Linked DNA regions of Homo sapiens: region 2 is linked to region 1. A link is a loop called in an ENCODE intact Hi-C map of the cell type or tissue named here. Cell type or tissue: HepG2. All regions are shown on one strand. Each heading gives the region's core, and the rest is flanking DNA. Links, peaks and the distances in the headings are about the cores only. Region 1 holds the start of ATRNL1 (attractin like 1). Region 2 holds the start of LOC124902509 (a long non-coding RNA gene).

Region 1 (8,331 bases), core at 37-8,036:
AGTGTTTGAGAGAGAAACAAAATACAAGGTGAGTGAAAATTCTGAGATCCTTGTGAGAATAATTCATATAAATTTAATATATTCAGCTTGATTCTAAAGGCAATGTTGAGAGGAGGCCCGTGGGGCTGCATGTTCTTCAGTGTAATGTGAAGTACTGAGCTGATTATAGTGGTTATTCAATTAAAAGATATGTATTTTAAAATTATTATTATACTTTAAGTTCTGGGATACATGTGCAGAACGTGCAGGTTTATTACATAGGTATACACGTGCCACGGTGGTTTGCTGCACCCATCATCCCGTCATCTACATTAGGTATTTCTCCTAATGCTATCTCTCCCCTAGCCCCCCACCCCACAACAGGCCCTGGTGTGTGATGTTCCCCTCCCTCTGTCCATGTGTTCTCATTGTTCAACTCCCACTTATGAGTATATTTTTAATGGGCAAGCTCTGCTCAAATACAGGCTACAGTCAGTATGTGACTGAGCTGTGATCTCTCTCGTCAAAGGGACTACAGCGCACCCTTTGAATTACCTTCACACTCACTGACGGTTTTAAGAGTTTGGCCACTTTCCCCACGTCTGAAAGCGACTCTACCTTAGATGTGAGAAAGATGCGGCTGACTTTGGCTGGCAGATGGAGAAGAATGGAAAAGCAGCAGACAGTGTTCATGCATGGCTGACACTAGAAAGAATTCTTCTGGATTTCACAGTCATTGAAATGAAAAGATGTGATCCAGAACAGGATCTTCCTTTTAACTGGTGTCTGCAGTGTTCTCTCCTCTGCTTCTTCACTCATTTCAAGAAGTCTCTAAGGGGCAGCCTGATGTGGAAAAGATGTTAAGGGAAGAAGAGGGCATCCTAATTCTAGGTTTGATAAGGACATTTTTGATACTGGTAAAACCCTGAAATTATGGAAATTATGATTTGTTCTGTATGCCAACGAGAATCGTGGTTTTCCTTTTGCTCTTTTCCTTGCGAAGGAGCCAACTCCTTCTGGATCTTTGTTTTTATTTTTTCCTCCTTAAGTCACTGCTGAGGTATTTTTAAACCAAGCCAACACGTATATTTTATTCACCGAAGGAAGAACAAAGCATCTGCTAATAGAAGCAGTGAAAAAAGCACAGCAGTCAGAGGCCTCGTGTCTAAAGCTCAGTTCATTACTCCTAACCTGCCATTGGCCAATATTTCAACCTTTCTGAGTTGCTCTTTCTCATCTGCAAAATGGGGTTAATGGAGGATTTCATCTGCAAGTGGGGATAAGAGACATGAAAAGAACTGACGCGAAATAAACACGAGTTGAATCCTAACAATAATATTTTGACTATGTAGTTACAACAAACTTTTCTTTCTTCTTTTTTTTTTTTTCTGTGAGAAGTGCCTTTGGTGGATTTTGAATTCTTTTTCATACTGCCTGTTCTTTGGTGGGACTCCAGCAACATTGCTGTAACTCGAGGATATATGGCTGCAATGTGTGTTTGGCTTCCTTTCTCAAGGGGGTCAAATAAAAAGGCAACTGTTTAGAGAAGGCACCAAAGTACAAAACAAAAATCTCAGAATATGCCAGCCAATCTTGGAAAGTCATCTGAAGAAGAAAAAGTGCTGCTGAGGAAGGAAAACGGCCCTTTTGTGGGCATCACTTCTGCTCTTCTGAAAAAAAGCCCCGATGCTGCAATATTTTTCAAGGCAGAATATCGTCCCAGATGGAGGAGGGAGCACTGACAAGCAGAAAAGGAGAGACGTGCGGTTTCGAGGCAGCGTCTGTAAGGGGTGGAGAGCGCGGGGCTCGGAGCCTCGCAGTTCTTTGTTGGGGGCGCGGGCTTCGTTATTCCCGAGGCAGCAATGGCTCCCCCTCGGAGGTCCCTCCGCGGAGACCGCCTCGCGCCTCTCGCAGTCCCCAATCCCCGCCCCTCCCAGCCCTCGCTGACCCCACAACGTGGTCGGACTGCGGTGCCTTTAAGGCTTTTGCCTGCTGCACATGCTCAGCTCTTTGTGTGTTGTTGGAGTTTTTCTCTCTTAAGAGAAAAAGAAGAAATAGGCAGGAGGATGGGGCGGAGGAAGGGGGAAGCGCTAGGGAAAAAGCGTTGCACTTTTGCAGCTGCAGACGGCGGACGGGAAGGACTTCTTTTCTGCTGAAGCTGCGAAGCCTGTGTCGATCTCTCATTCGTGGGGCTCCCGGGGCGCGGGGTGCGGGTGGGGCCGGGGTGCCCGCACCGGCCGGGGGGAAGGGCACGCGGGCCACACCTGGGGGGCCTGTCTCCAGTCAGCGCGCGGGCCAGGCGGGGTGGGCGCGCGCGCGTGGGGGAGTCCCCGGTCCCTGTCAGGGGCGGGGCGAGACCAAGGCGCCGGGCCTGTGGGGAGGAGTGTAGGCGCGCGCGAGGGCGGGGGGCGGCCCCACGCATCGTGGGCTCCCGGCGCTGCCGCTGCGGCCGGCTCGAGGCACCGGAGACAGAATGGCTGCCGGGGCGCCCTTGACCGCCGGGCGGGCGAGGCGGGGCTGACCGCCGCCTCCTTGATCGCCCCCTTCCACGTTGGGCGCGCCCACTTCGGGGCGCCCGCTCGGCCCCCGCCCTCCTGGGCGCGCGGCGCTCGGAGCCGAGGCAGTTGGCGCGGGCCGCGGGCGAGGCGGGGCCGCGCGCGGGGTCCCCTCCTCCTGCCGGTCAGGTCCCCTCAGGAGCGCCGGGCGCAGTCTGCGCCTCCCGCTCCCCGCCTCCGGCCGGGTCCGGGACGCCGCGGCTGTGGGGTCGGCCCGCTAAGGACAAGGTCGGGAGACTGGGTGGCGATGCCCGAGTGCGACTGGAGGCAGCCGAGCGGAGGCGACGGCGGTTGGGATCTGTCCCTCCTGACCGGGGAGCGGGACTCGGACGGGCGCCGGTGAGGAGGAGGAGAAGCGGCGGCGGAGAGGTTTTCTGCGGCCGGAATTCCCTTCAACAGCATCCCTGTCGGCGCCCGCGAGCGCAGTCTCGCCGGGCAGGGGCGCCGGGGAAGATGGAGACTGGGGGCCGGGCCCGCACTGGTACCCCGCAGCCAGCGGCCCCGGGGGTGTGGAGGGCTCGGCCGGCGGGCGGCGGCGGCGGGGGCGCCTCCTCCTGGCTGCTGGACGGGAACAGCTGGCTGCTGTGCTATGGCTTCCTCTACCTGGCGCTCTACGCGCAGGTGTCCCAGTCCAAGCCGTGCGAGAGGACCGGCTCCTGCTTCTCGGGCCGCTGTGTCAACTCCACCTGCCTCTGCGACCCGGGCTGGGTGGGGGACCAGTGCCAGCACTGCCAGGGCAGGTTCAAGTAAGTGCCTTCGCCGGACCCCGAACCTCCAGCCCTGCCTCGCTCCCGTCGCGGCCTTCCCCGCCCCCCTCGCGGCCTCCCCCGCCCCCGTCGCTGCCTCTGATCCCCCGGCCGTGAGTGAACCTCAGCGCGCGGCGGGAGCGGGCGAGAGTGGGGCCCGCGCCGCGCCCCCTCCAGCCCCGGGGCGCCCCGGGAGAGCTCGGGCCCGCGCGGAGCCCTGACCAACGGGGAGCTAGGCATTTCTCGAGCGTTCCAGATGTCCGCAGCGACTTCTGATCCGCTGCTCAGCACGAACATTTTCACAATCAGTTATGATGCCCAGCACCATTTTCTTGGGATAATATTTAAAAATCAGAAATTGTCCAAGTTACTTATGAAATACATGCGCATTGTGAAAAATTCACAAAAGTGTAAAGGTTCAGTTATGATCTATGAGTGCCTCTCTCTTTCCCCATTCTCTTCTCTCTAGAGGTGACCCCTTCTAACATTTATTTAGTCATCATAGTGATGTTAATAAGTAGAGTTTATGATGGACTTGCTAAGTGCCAAACACTCTTCTAAGCGCTTTATGTCAATTTTCTCATTTATTCCCTACAACAACTCTGTGAGTTGCTAGAATTATTATGCTGGATTTACGGAGAGAAATCGAGGCGATACATTGAAGTAACTTGGCCAGGATTACACAGTAGTAAGGGCCGAGTTATGATTCCAAATCAGCTGGCACATTCTGGAGCCAGTACACACTCCAGAATGTGTACTTTTAACGAATTTGCTGTGTTGTATTTGCTAGGACAATCTTGAATTGAGAAATACAAAGGTGACTTTAGGTTAGATAGAAGGACGTTTTTATGTGGTGAGGATAATGGATTTTTTTCTGATCGGTTAATTCACTGTCAGCTTTTGTGCGGGAACATCGCTTTGGCTTGTTTGAAGCTCAAGGAGCCTAAGAAGTTTGCTTGCTAAGGTGAAGGTACTTTCTTCGTACTGGTTGGTGTTTATTACATTCTTGCCTGATATAAAAAGCAATGGGTCACAGTGTAGGGGAGTAGCAAAAGTCACTTAATATTGGGGCAGGCTTCTAACAACATGCAGGTAACAGTCATTAAGAAAGTCAGCTTCTTAGTCTTCTAGATACTTAATATGAAGTTTGCTGGCTGGTTTGTGGCTCTTGAATATTGTAGATTACTGATATTGTTAGGCTGATAGCCAAAATCTAGGTGAAATTTCTCTTGGGCTCTAAGGCAAAGGTAAGACTGGTTCACCTTATTAATGTATTCTAGGACAATTTCCTGGAATTTTAAACACAGCATACTTTCCTTTTTTTTTTTTTTTAAAAAAAAACTTACTATTACTGATTAAAATAAATGTCCCTTAAAACTCAATGTAAAAATGTATATTTTTAAAATGGCACTTTAAAATTTTAGGTAGAGTCTATGATTTAAATTAACTAGTAGGTTTTGGAAGTGAAATCTTAAAGTGAAGTTTTATGAAACTTATGCAATAGGTTGAAATTTTTCTAGGGTTTATACTTTAAAGGTAGTATAGTAATGTAGTTTTAAAAATACTTTTTAAAAAAATTAGGAGAGATGCTGATTAAAAGTTTAAAAAGTGTTTCAAGATGAGGAAAGAGATCTTAATGAATTCTGCTTGTTAGTTGTTTTTTTTTGCTTGTGTTCTTAAACGTTTGCTATGACAGTAGAATTCAGCGTCTTTACCTAGCAAGAGAGAATTTTGAACATGTAAACTGGTAGTCAGCAGTGAAAAAGCCTCATCCATTTTTTACATTTTTTTTACATAAATAGGGAGAGTGCCTGATTTATATGTAGGGATATTGGCTTTTGTGTGGGTGGGTTTGCTCCGTTTGTCTAAAGAGGACAAAATTTGCTGCAGTCCTGAGAAGCTTCATTTTAAAGTAGCGGAACTTGTTAATCAGCTGGATCAGCAGCCTGTGACCTCACTAGCAGATGTTGTCCCAGTTAAAAAGATCACAGATCAAGTTAAAACTAGCTTAAATAACATTGAGAGGTGGTGTTCATAAACAAAATACATTAGTGAGTAGAAGAAGAATAGATATTTGATGTAGATATTGTTAAATAACAATAAATCCTGAGCTAATCACTGAGTATTCATCTTTTCCTTGGAAGCTATTATTTCCTAGGACTCATTGTACTCTATTGGGTAAATGCTTTTGCATTTCTCTGTGGAATACAAGCTATTAATTAGAGTAAATATAACTGGTGTAACGATCTGTGTTTTTATTATGTATACTCTTGGGGATAAAGAACACATTGGTATTTAATGTTAAAGAGAAGGATTATGTATAGTAGAAAAGAATTCTTCTTGGTAAAGTACATGCAAATAAACCTATGAAAGGTTTATTTGAAGATAGTAGCTTGTTTTACCTGGCATTTGAAGTAATAACACAGTGGGAAAGGCTTTAACTAGAAAATCTCACTTCACTAACTATCTTGAAAATCTTTTTCTAAACTGAAGGATAGCAACCTTACAAACAGACATTAAAAATGATTGATCAATCTTGGTAAGCAGGTGTCAAAATTAATTGGTTGGCTCCATGGTAACTTAGCTTTTTTTCTACTATAGGGATTTCGCCAGGGAATAAAAATGTTCTTCAAATGTTTCTTGAGGATAGAAGATTGATAGTTGGGGGAAGAAATGCAGAAGCAAATATAGTATCAAAAGTGGTACTTCAGTTCTCTTAGCATTGATTCCAGTCTTCTGTTTCCATTTGAAAAGAATAAAGCACTCAGAATAACAAGCCATTCCTTCCTTACACAGGTAAAACAAAAGGAACATTGATTTTTCACCCAAAGCTAGACTAAAGGACTTGGGATTGAGAATAGGAAAATATATTTGAAATATAATAATCAAAGATACAGACTCTAATTCAAGTTGTATTTATTTGAATAGTTCAGTGTAATGTTAAGCAAGAAAATATTCTGCTATAATCTATTTGAATGACGTTCTCTTTTAGAAGGGAGCCCTTGAGAATTAATTTTGTAGAGTAGAGATTTATATAAATTTATATAAATATAAAGAGTATTGCTCTTTATATTAGTCAAATATAAAGGGGTATATTTTTACCCCTCTTAGGTTAGTCAAATTTGGATACTTCATTTCACGCATTTAAAATGGAAGTATGCTGGGTGCCGTGGCTCAGGCCTGTAATCCCAGCACTTTGGGAGGCCGAGGTGGAAGGATCCCTTGAGCCCAGAAGTTTGAGACCAGTCTGGGCAAGATAGTGAGACCTCATCTCTACAAAAAATATTTTAAAAGTAGCTGGGCATGGTGGCACACACCTGTGGTCACAGCTACAAGAGAGAGTGAGGCGGAAGAATTCCTTGAGCTCAGGAGGTTGAGGCTGCAGTGAGCTGTAATCACGCCACTGCGCTCCAGCTTGGGTATCAGAGCGAGACTCTTCTTAAAAATTTATATATACATATATGAAGCATTCTATTTGTAGTGACAGCAAAATGAAGATGTAATGATATAATGTCAGGAATTAGGTTGTTATTATAGACAAAAACGGGCAGAATAAAGTGTGTAAACTCTTCCCCTAAGCTGTTAAAAATATATGCATATTGCCTGGCTTGGTGTCTCACGCCTGTAATCCCAACTCTTTGGGAGACCGAGGCGGGCGGATCATGAGGTCAGGAGATCGAGACCATCCTAGCTAACACAGTGAAACCCCGTCTCTACTAAAAATACAAAAATTAGCTGGGTGTGATGGCACGCACCTGTAGTCCCAGTTACTCAGGAGGCTGAGGCAGGAGAATCGCTTGAACCCAGGAGGCGGAGGTTGCAGTGAGCATAGGTCGCGCAACTGCACTCCAGCCTGGGCAACAGAGCGAGACTCCGTCTCAAAACAAAACAAAAATAAACAACAACAACAAAAAACAAATATATATATATGCATATGTAAATACATATATATTTGGAATCCTTTTTACTTGTAAGGAAACTGACAGTAATTATAAACTTAAACTGAATGTTCCCTGTCCCTAAGACTTCTTTATTTCAAAGTTTTATTTTAATGGATAATTTATATCCATGGATTATTTTTACATTATTAAAGTGTATAATCACACAGTAGGAATTTAAAATAATTTAAATTGAGTGTTTCTTAGATTCTAAATTGATAAGGTAAGTTACTTGTAGAAGCATAGTAGCATGGTTTTCAAGAACACGTGTCTGCATGATTTGGCCCCTTTAGCTGATTAGACTCAGGCCTCCTTTCCTCTGCCCTGACTGGCCTTTTGAAGTTCCTTGAAAGTGTCACATTCCTTTTGGCCTTAGTGCATTTTATACACGTAACTGTGAACTCTTTCCTCTCTGGTCTTTGCTTGGGTGATTACTGATCATCCTTCTAATCTTAGCTTAAATACTAGTTTCTTTTTTTTTTTTTTTTTTTTTTTTTTGAGACCGAGTCTGGCTCTGTCACCCAGGCTGGAGTGCAGTGGCGCAATCTCGGCTCACTGCAAGCTCCGCTTCCTGGGTTCACGCCATTCTCCTGCTTCAGCCTCCCGAGTAGCTGGGACTACAGGCGCCCGCCACTACGCCCGGCTAATTTTTTGTTTAGTAGAGACGGGGTATCACCGTGTTAGCCAGGATGGTCTCGATCTCCTGACCTCGTGATCCACCCGCCTCGGCCTCCTAAAGTGCTGGGATTACAGGCGTGAGCCACTGCGCCTGGCCACTTAAATACTAGTTTCTAAAGGAGGCTTGTCTGACTCTTCACACTAGGTTACCCCTTATATACTGCCCTAATAGCACTATTTTTCCTTCTTAGTATTGTCAAAAATGAGGTGTTTAATTATAATTTTGATAGTTATTTAAACAAAATTTTTAAGAGATTGAGGTATAATTGTCAAACAGCACAATTTAAAATGTACAATTTATTTAAATTATACAATTTGATAAGTTTTGTCATATGTATTTGCATCTGAAACTGTCACCACAATCAAAATCATAAAAATACCAATCACGCTAGAAAGTTTCCATGTGTTTCCTTTGTAAACCCTCCCTTTTCTAGT
Region 2 (8,331 bases), core at 146-8,145, 67 kb before region 1:
CTTCTGGAGGAAGCCAGAATGGAATCCTGTAGAATGTTCACTCTACCAACGAACTCTTGTTTTTCTAATGAGGAAACAGAGGCCCACAGTAGTAAACTATCTTAACCAAGACAAAATGACTAGTGCTCTGGTCCTTTTATTAAGCACTAAAATTTTGATCCAATAATAAATCTGTCCAGTAGAAGGAGTTTCCCTAATGTACTGGTTCTAACTTGTTCCCTTCAAGGGGCCAGTGTCCCGTACACATAGCTAAATGGGACTTCTCTTCAACTACCATTACCCAGAGGGCAGAACCTAAAATGCTGTGAATGACATTCTGCTGTTCACATCTCAGCAGCAGTGTTGCATTTGAGCTTCTGCAGGGCCACCCAGGACCTATATCTGCTCAGATGTTTAACTCATCTAATTCAGTGAACACTTCATTCTAGTTAACTGAACATCTACTTTGTACAAGGCACTACAGCGGTTCAGAGATGAATAAAATCATGAGATTCCACTGTCTCCTATAAACCATCACTTTGGGAAATTTTAGAAATGTGGGTAAGCTCCAGGGCTTCCTGCAGCGTAGAAGTCACAAACTCAAATGCCTGCAGAGGCCCAGCTGACAACATAAGTAAATGATTCTGGCTGGGCGGAAAACAATTACGGGTGGGTGGGTTTCCAGCTGGGGAGTGCACGCCTGTGTTAAAGGACAGCTGCTACTCATTTCCAGCCAACTGTGTTCCCATGTAGAACTGCGGCCCAGTGTAGCCAGTACCGAAGATTTCTCAGAAAAAGCCGGAGATCTCAATGTTAGTGTAAAATCTCTCAAATTTCCAAGAGGATTATATGGGGCAAAGGTTCTCAGATCAGTTTGCAGTCTCTTACTTAGCCCATGTGCAGAGCAGTCGTAGAGGGTAGCATGCAGTGTCCTACATAATAATTCTTTTTTATTTTATTTTATGCCTTCCTCCTTCCTGTCTCTCTTTAACCTTTCTTCTTCCCTCAGGCTGGCTTCTTCCCTCAGCCTCGTCCGACCCCAGCCTGGGTTCAATGAACATTCGGTAAAGGAACACGGAATGTCAAGCGCATTAGAGACAACCTTGAGACACATTCCTCTTGCGGTAAGCACTTCACTGTAGATTTTTAATTTTAAACAAGACAATGTTTACGACTTGCTTCTTTCAGGGAAGAGCGATATCAATTTTAGTGAACACTTCAAGGCTGAGATACGCTAGGAGAGTCGTGTGGTGTTGCACAGCAAAGAATTCCACTTTGAAGCGAGTGGGAAAAAAAGCATCAAATGCCACATGTAACTCACCGCCTGAAGGGTTACATTGGTATGAAACCTGGGTTTAAAAAGGGACCGAATAGACTAGCCATTAAAAGACCTGCGTACAACCTCTCTCTCTCTCTTTGAGAGATAATGTATCTGGACAATAAACATGAACAGAGTGGAGTCTATCCTGTTTAAAACATTGCCTACTGTACAGGCACCAGGAGCTGAAGGGTCAGAATATTAGCAGTGGGAGCTTGATTAGAAGTTGATGAGAGATGGGTAGTAGGAGGAAAGAGTGAGATAGAGGAAGAGGACATGGGGGTTACCCGTAAGTGGAGAGTAGAAAAGTAGAATCAGCTGGCCATCAAAGGGCGTGGGACTGAGGAACAGTATGGCATGTATTAAATATACTAAGCGCTGACATTGGAGGAGAACTAGGAAGGTAAATGAAATCAATAGGGGATGATGGAGAATAGTTAGGTGTGCAGGGATTAGGGTTATGATAGAAATACATGTGAATACATGCAGTATTGTCCTGGAAAATGGTTAACAGTTGGTTCTCCTGGGGGGTGAGGGGAAGCCCTGATTTGTAATATTTGCCTATTTCTGTGGTGCAAATACTCCCACCATGACCAGTTTCAAGCTATGAATGTGAAGTCACAGAAAGCAGGGTTGGGAGGAGATGCGCACATTTGTTCCCCGGCAAGGTGGAAGGTAAGGAAGGTGAAATCAACAAGGTCAAAGAAAACTCAAGATTTCGAGGTGCCTCAGGTCTGAGGGGCAATGAAGTCTAGGGAATGGCTGTGCTGAGGTAGCTGAAATAGAAGTGACTGCAGAGGTCATGAAGCTGAAGAGGTGAAAACAGAAATTAGAAAGGCAAACCCCCACCGCCCAACCCCCACCCCTGCAGCCAGTTTCTGAGGGTGACAATAGAGGAAAGGGTGGAGATGGAGTTCAGGTCCAGAAGCCATAGAAGCGAGTGTGACATTGTGCTCAAGGTCAGCACATGTCAGTGTGGGGTGTCACATGCTGTTGTGAACCATCATTTATCACCAATTATGGAAGACCTCCTATGGGCATCTTGCCATATGCATTATAAAGATGTGTAAGAAGACATTTCCCTCCACTTGGTGAGGAGAATTAGGGCTGTACACAGATACTGTAGAGTGCCATGTGCCTGGTACAGATAAGGTGTGTTAGAGGTTAAAAGATGAGGCTCTTAATATTAATGATAGATCCCACTTACCTGAGTCTGACTTACAATGTGCCTAGCATTAAGTGTTTTACCTGCATTCCCTTTGACCTTCAGAACAACCCATTTTACAGATAGGGAAATTGGGTCAGAAAGTTTCAGTAACTTATCCAAGGTCACACAATTGGCAAGTGCCAGAGCTGAGCCAGGAACTGAGGTCCTTCTAACACCAAACAGCTTGTCTCCCCAATCACTGTGCTATTTTCCCTCCCCCAGAAGATAATACTCTGATGGAAATGAAGGATAGTGTAATAGGAGATTCGGTGTTCCTTTTTTTAAAAAAAATTCAGCTTGCATATTCCTAAAGAGTCAATTCATGTTTAAAAAAAATTTCCCTTGTGCTTGCATGTGACATGTATTTTTAGGATCTGCTGTTAGCAAGTGTATTTTTGTGTGATTGAGTGGGAGAGTGGGAAAAGTTTTGCAGAGCTGTTGAAGCCAGAATGCAGGGGGGCTGCGCAGCAGAGACTGTAAAATCTCTGCCATCTCAGGTCTTGGAACAAGCACAAAGAGATGTGTTCTCGATTTATTATTCTATGTACATCCCCAGATGAATGACTAGTTAAAGGTATTGTTAAAGCATTTTAAATGACCCACTTCCAGCAGCGAACAAAATCACTTGCTGTGCCAAGCCAACTGGCATTTCTGAGATGATAAAACCACAAAGTGAGGAAAACGTTAAAACTGCTAAAGCAAAAATGATACACAATAATGGAGAAGGAGAAAAATTGAGCTTTATTGTCTGCCTAGGCAGATGGCTGACCACTAGGTGGGCCTCGGCGTCACGTCCAGGGTAATTGGTTGCTGGGGTGTTTCTGGCGAGGAAGATTCACGCTTCAGCTCGGTCCACAAGATCCTGGCTCATTCTTTCCTAGATTCCATTTTCTGCGTCCTCTCCATGACTGGGTCTGATGGTTGATCCAAACGGGCAATTGAAATCAGAAGGTTACCTTTACCTTAAAATGCTTTTCTGGAAATAAAAGGACATGAAAAGTAACTAAGGACCGGATTTCCTAGCCGTCTTTCTCTCCTGCATGCGCAATTTATCCCCAGATATAAAATTGCCTGCTTTGATAATTATACCCTCTAAATGAGGGGCAAGTGGCTAATTATGCCCACATGTGGCCGATTGCACTCCCCATTAGCCAATTATGTGCTCAATTATTTGTGCACATGAATAATTGCACTCATGGAAAATAGCGGCCCTCCTTTCAAATCCTCCTGCTTGGAGTGGCTGATGGAGTAATTGTCACACTGGAAATGCACTTGGTGGGGAGGGAAAGAGTATCAGATACCAGGAAACGCATAAGTGACCAGAGCTCGCAGATGTTCACTGCCACAAATGGCCTTAGGAGCCAGAGAGAGCGGGAAGGACCACAGGATGGAACGGGCCAGCCTGTGAGTTAGGAAGCCTGCTTCTGAAGTTGCCTGGGCAGCTCATGTGCGGTGACCTTGGGCAAGTCATTAACTTTCCTTCAGGTCTAACTGGTTCTGCATACACAATGAGGATGGTAATAACGCCCAATTCCCATCACTATCGTGGGATGGATCAGACTATTTAAAAGGATTTACAATCTGCTTGGGTAAAAGCTTTACATAAATATGAGGCATTATCATGTCGCTTGGTACATCTCCAATTATGAAGGAAGGGTAATGACCCTCCACAGCAATGCAGGACTCCTGGTTTGGAGGGAGGGAAAGTTTGAGAAGGACAGGAAGCTTGTTGCCCCAGCACTGATGTTTCTACTGAGGTACCAGAAAATGTCATGTGGTCATACAGAATTCATTTATTCATTCAACAAACATCTGTCAATTGTTACACTGTCCTGAGAATTTGGAAAAATGATGAAAGACTCAGTCCTGCCTTAGGAGGTCACTGGCACATTGGCCCGGGCCCCTGTTTTGGGCCTTTTACTCTGACCTGTGCTGATTTGCAAATAGTGGGAAATTTTATCTCAAGTCTAGGAAATCTGGCATGCATTTTCACGGTTTGATTGCCAGGTACATTCGATGGCAATGAGTCTTATAATGTTTGGTTACCTTCATTTACCTAAGAACTGTGGTTGTTGCTGTGGTTGTTGTTTTTGTTGTTTTTGAGACGGAGTCTTGCTCTGTCATCCAGGCTGGAGTGCAGTGGCATGATCTCCGGTCACTGCAAACTCCACCTCCCAGGTTCAAGCGATTCTCATGCCTCAGCCCCCTCAGTAGCTGGATTACAGGCGCGCACCACCATGCCCGGCTAATTTTTGTATTTTTAGTGGAGACAGAGTTTCACCATGTTGGCCAGGCTGGTCTCGAACTCCTGATCTCTGGTGATCCGCCTGCCTCGGCCTCCCAAAGTGCTGGGATTACAGGCGTGAGCCACTGTGCCCAGCCGGAACTGTGGTTTTAATGACAATGCTAAAAAGTGGTATATGTCACAGTGTCGGGTGGGGCTAAGAGGCACATTGCTGCAGTGATCCATCATTCATTTCCCACCATTCTCGCCTGGATTAGCGCAGCAGCTCCCAGAGAGGCACCTCACTTTGACCTTCTTCCTCAAAGACATTCTCTGTGACCTGCCTGGCCCTTATTACCTCTCTAGCTTTGCCACTTCCCTATGTCTCCATCTCCCCTCTCACACGTAGTAGAAAGAGACTCTACCTCATGGAGTAAGGAGAGGCTTCACAGAGGCAGGATTGCTATTAGTCTTCAAAGATGAGGTATTTGCTAAATGAATGAGACAAAGGGATTGGGGCCACATTACAGGAAATTGAGGTATGTAATAGCCTGGTGCAGGTTAAGAGTGTGGACTCTGAAACCAGACTCAGCCTGGAATTGAATCCTGGCTGTGTGATGTTGGGCCAGTGACTTAACCTCTCTGTGCTTTTATTCACTCTTCTATAAAATGGGGATTATAATAAACCTACCTTATAAGGTTATTATAAGAGTCAGTAAATATAAAAATAGAAGTTTTTGGATGATGACTAGCACAGAGTAAACACTTGTTTGCCATTATTTTTATTACTTGACTAAAAATATACCAAAAAGACCATCCAAGAAAAGCCTTTAAGCTGCTAGTGCAGAAAGATTCCCCTTGTGTTTGTGTGCTGGGGGGTCAGTGGTGCCTGTGGCCCACTGGAGAGGAGACAGCTATGGCTGGAGTGATTCTCAAACTTCAGAATGTCTAAAATCATCACATGGACAACTTATTAAGGAAAGCAAATGCCTGGGCTCCATCCTCAGAGAGTCTCATTCACTGGGTCAGGATAGAGCCCAGGAATCTTTACCTTAAAGAACCATCCCACCTCCCACCTCATATGATCCTTATGCAGGTGATCTGGGGCCCACACTTTGAGAAATAGACTCAGGTCAAAGTGGCTCTAACTGCATCTCATTTCTCACCTGGCATATCTAATAGTAGAGAAGAAGACAATGCTAAGATTTTTGTTGGAGATCTTTTGCTGGGATTGCTGCTTCATTCATTCACTCATTTATTTATTTATTTATTTATTTTGAAACAGAGTCTCACTTTGTCACCCAGGCTGGAGGGCAGTGGCACAATCTGAGCTCACTGCAGCCTCAGGCTCCTGGGTTCAATCGATTCTCTTGCCTCAGCCTCCCGAGTAGCTGGGATTACAGTCATGCACCACCACGCCCAACTAATTCTTGTATTTTTAGTAGTGACAGCGTTTCACCATGTTAGCTAGACTGGTCTCGAACTCCTGACATCAGGTAATCTGCCTGCCTCGGCCTCTCAAAATTAGTAGCTGCAATTACACGTGTGAGCTGCCGTGCCTGGCCTGCTGTTTCTTTTAGTTGGGCCTCTTCTGTAATAGAGTGTGAGAATTCTGACTTGCTGCAACAGTCTGCTTTGAAGCAGGGCTGTGTTTACACTGGTCAGATGTGGAATTGTGGGGCACACTTAGCAGCTTCCTTCTCTAATTTTTCTGTATTTTCAGGAGAACAATTTTAAAAAATTTAATAAAAATGCCTTAAAAATTAACATTATTATAAGATGAATCCCATTTTTCTAATCTTGTAAATTAAAAACAATCATAAGCATATGAGCACCTGCACTTAGGGAATCAAGGTGGCAAAGCTAAACACTTCCAGCTCTAGGTGATTCGCGGCAATACAAATGGAGCTGGACTTTGGCCACAGTGCAAAAATATTGATCTGTTGTTAGATGCTCTGAAGTTTCCAGAAAGAATTGGTTCTGCCTGCTGTGCTTCAGTGCTTAAGGGAAGTGGTTCCTCAAAATGTTAGTTTTTAAGCCCAGCTTTCTTAAATAGGAAGATTCTAATAGTAGCAAAAATATAAACTGCTTCTAGGTTTAAAAAGGACCCAGCACACAATGGTTATCACACACCTTTCTCCTCAGGTGATGAGTGGATGAGTGGCCTGGTGTATTTCATAACATCTCCCAGGGTCCAAATGCTAAAGCAATTGCTGAAAAGATACCATGTGTACCGGAACCTTGCAGAGGTATTTTGTTGGCATAAAAAGAAATATTGATCATCTATAGTAAAAATGGTTCTACTTTAATACTACTGAGAAAAGATTTTCTTTTCCCAGATCTACATCCTGAATCTTCATGAAGACAAGATCCCCTAAACTTCCACTAACACCATAATGTGTGCTGTCCTTTGTAATGTAGTCCACAGATCTCATAAACTGTCAGAAATAGCAGAGATTGTAAGGTCATCCACTTCCCCTGTAAGGCCTGCGTCCCTCACTTACATCCCTAATAACGTCCTCTAACCTCTGCTGGAGGGCAGATTTAGCTGCCAGCTGGGAAGAGCTCTGCCCTAGTCAACATTTTTATCTGTGGCTTTCAGATGAGAACACTGGATGCTTATCTGAAAAAAGCTCCTCAGGCTGGAGGGAGGGATTGGCTCTAACAAGATGCAATGTGATAAGAATAAAAGCGAAGCCAAACTCTAGGCCCAAAGGCTCTAGCAACACACTTTTGAGAACCTTGGAGACGAGTTTTGGCTGATGCGAGCTTCTCCGCCTGCTAAAGTAGCCCATTCCATTTGGACGGCTCTAGAGGCTGGCATGTTCTTCTCCACGTTGTGTTAATGTACTCCAGTTTCTTCCTGCCATGAACTGGCATGCCCTGGCTCCTCCTACCTTCCCCACTTTAAGTCTTCCCTCCCTCCTTCTGACCTTCCCATTCCAGCCACACTGGCCTTTTGTCTGGTCCTAACAAACCATGCCTTTCCTGCCTCCAAGCCCTACACCTGCTATCCATCCCTCTGTCTGAGAGACACTCCCACCCCTTCACAAAGCCTGTTTCTCATCCTTCCAGTTCAGATGTCTTCTCAGCTTGCCTCAACTGACCTCTTTCAGCTATTCTCACTCTTTGTACTCTGTTCATTTCCTTCCTGGCAGTCACCATAATTTATCTTTATTTGAATCAATTTCTTAGTTGTATTATTTAGTTATTTGCACACTCTGTCTCTCTGTGCCTTTCTTATTCACTGCAGGCTTTCTTATGTAAGTAATTTATTTACTTAAATTTTTAAAAATAATTTCAACTTTTGGCCGGGCACAGTGGCTCACGCCTGTAATCCCAGCACTTTGGGAGGCCGAGGTGGGTAGATCAGCTGAGGTCAGGAGTTCGAGACCAGCCTGGCCAACATGGTGAAATCCCATCTCTATTTAAAATACAAAAACTAGCCGGGCGTGGTGGTATGCACCTGTAATCCCAGCTACTCGGGAGGTTGAGGGAGGAGAATCACTTGAACCGGGGAGGTGGAGGTTGCAGTGAGCTGAGATCACGCCATTGCACTCCAGCCTGGGGCACGAGAGTGAGACTTCATCTCAAAAAAACAAA

What was found. Hi-C counts contacts between places; a loop is a spot of excess contacts. Peaks named below come from ENCODE experiments on the same cell type or tissue, not always from the same donor. Only the 100,000 strongest peaks of a DNase experiment are listed, where the experiment ranks them.
Region 2: it touches region 1 in a loop (2.9-fold over the local background); 4 of 110 quality-filtered maps call a loop at or near these places.

The regions. Positions count from the first base shown.
Region 1 is chr10:115,090,764-115,099,094 of GRCh38, forward strand. It overlaps ATRNL1 (attractin like 1), which reads left to right and starts at 2,602. Exons shown (of 29, transcript NM_207303.4): 1 at 2,602-3,280. The coding sequence starts at 2,988. RefSeq lists silencers at 2,133-2,642, 2,673-2,802, 2,893-3,172. In HepG2, for the core only: a CTCF peak has its summit at 3,111 (motif pointing left); no DNase peak of the experiment used is centred there; H3K4me3 peaks cover 1,252 bases; H3K27me3 peaks cover 2,569 bases.
Region 2 is chr10:115,023,293-115,031,623 of GRCh38, forward strand. It overlaps LOC107984272 (a long non-coding RNA gene), which reads left to right. Exons shown (of 3, transcript XR_001747595.1): 2 at 989-1,103. It overlaps LOC124902509 (a long non-coding RNA gene), which reads right to left and starts at 6,564. Exons shown (of 2, transcript XR_007062297.1): 1 at 4,561-6,564; 2 at 3,220-3,480. In HepG2, for the core only: a CTCF peak has its summit at 3,282 (motif pointing right); no DNase peak of the experiment used is centred there.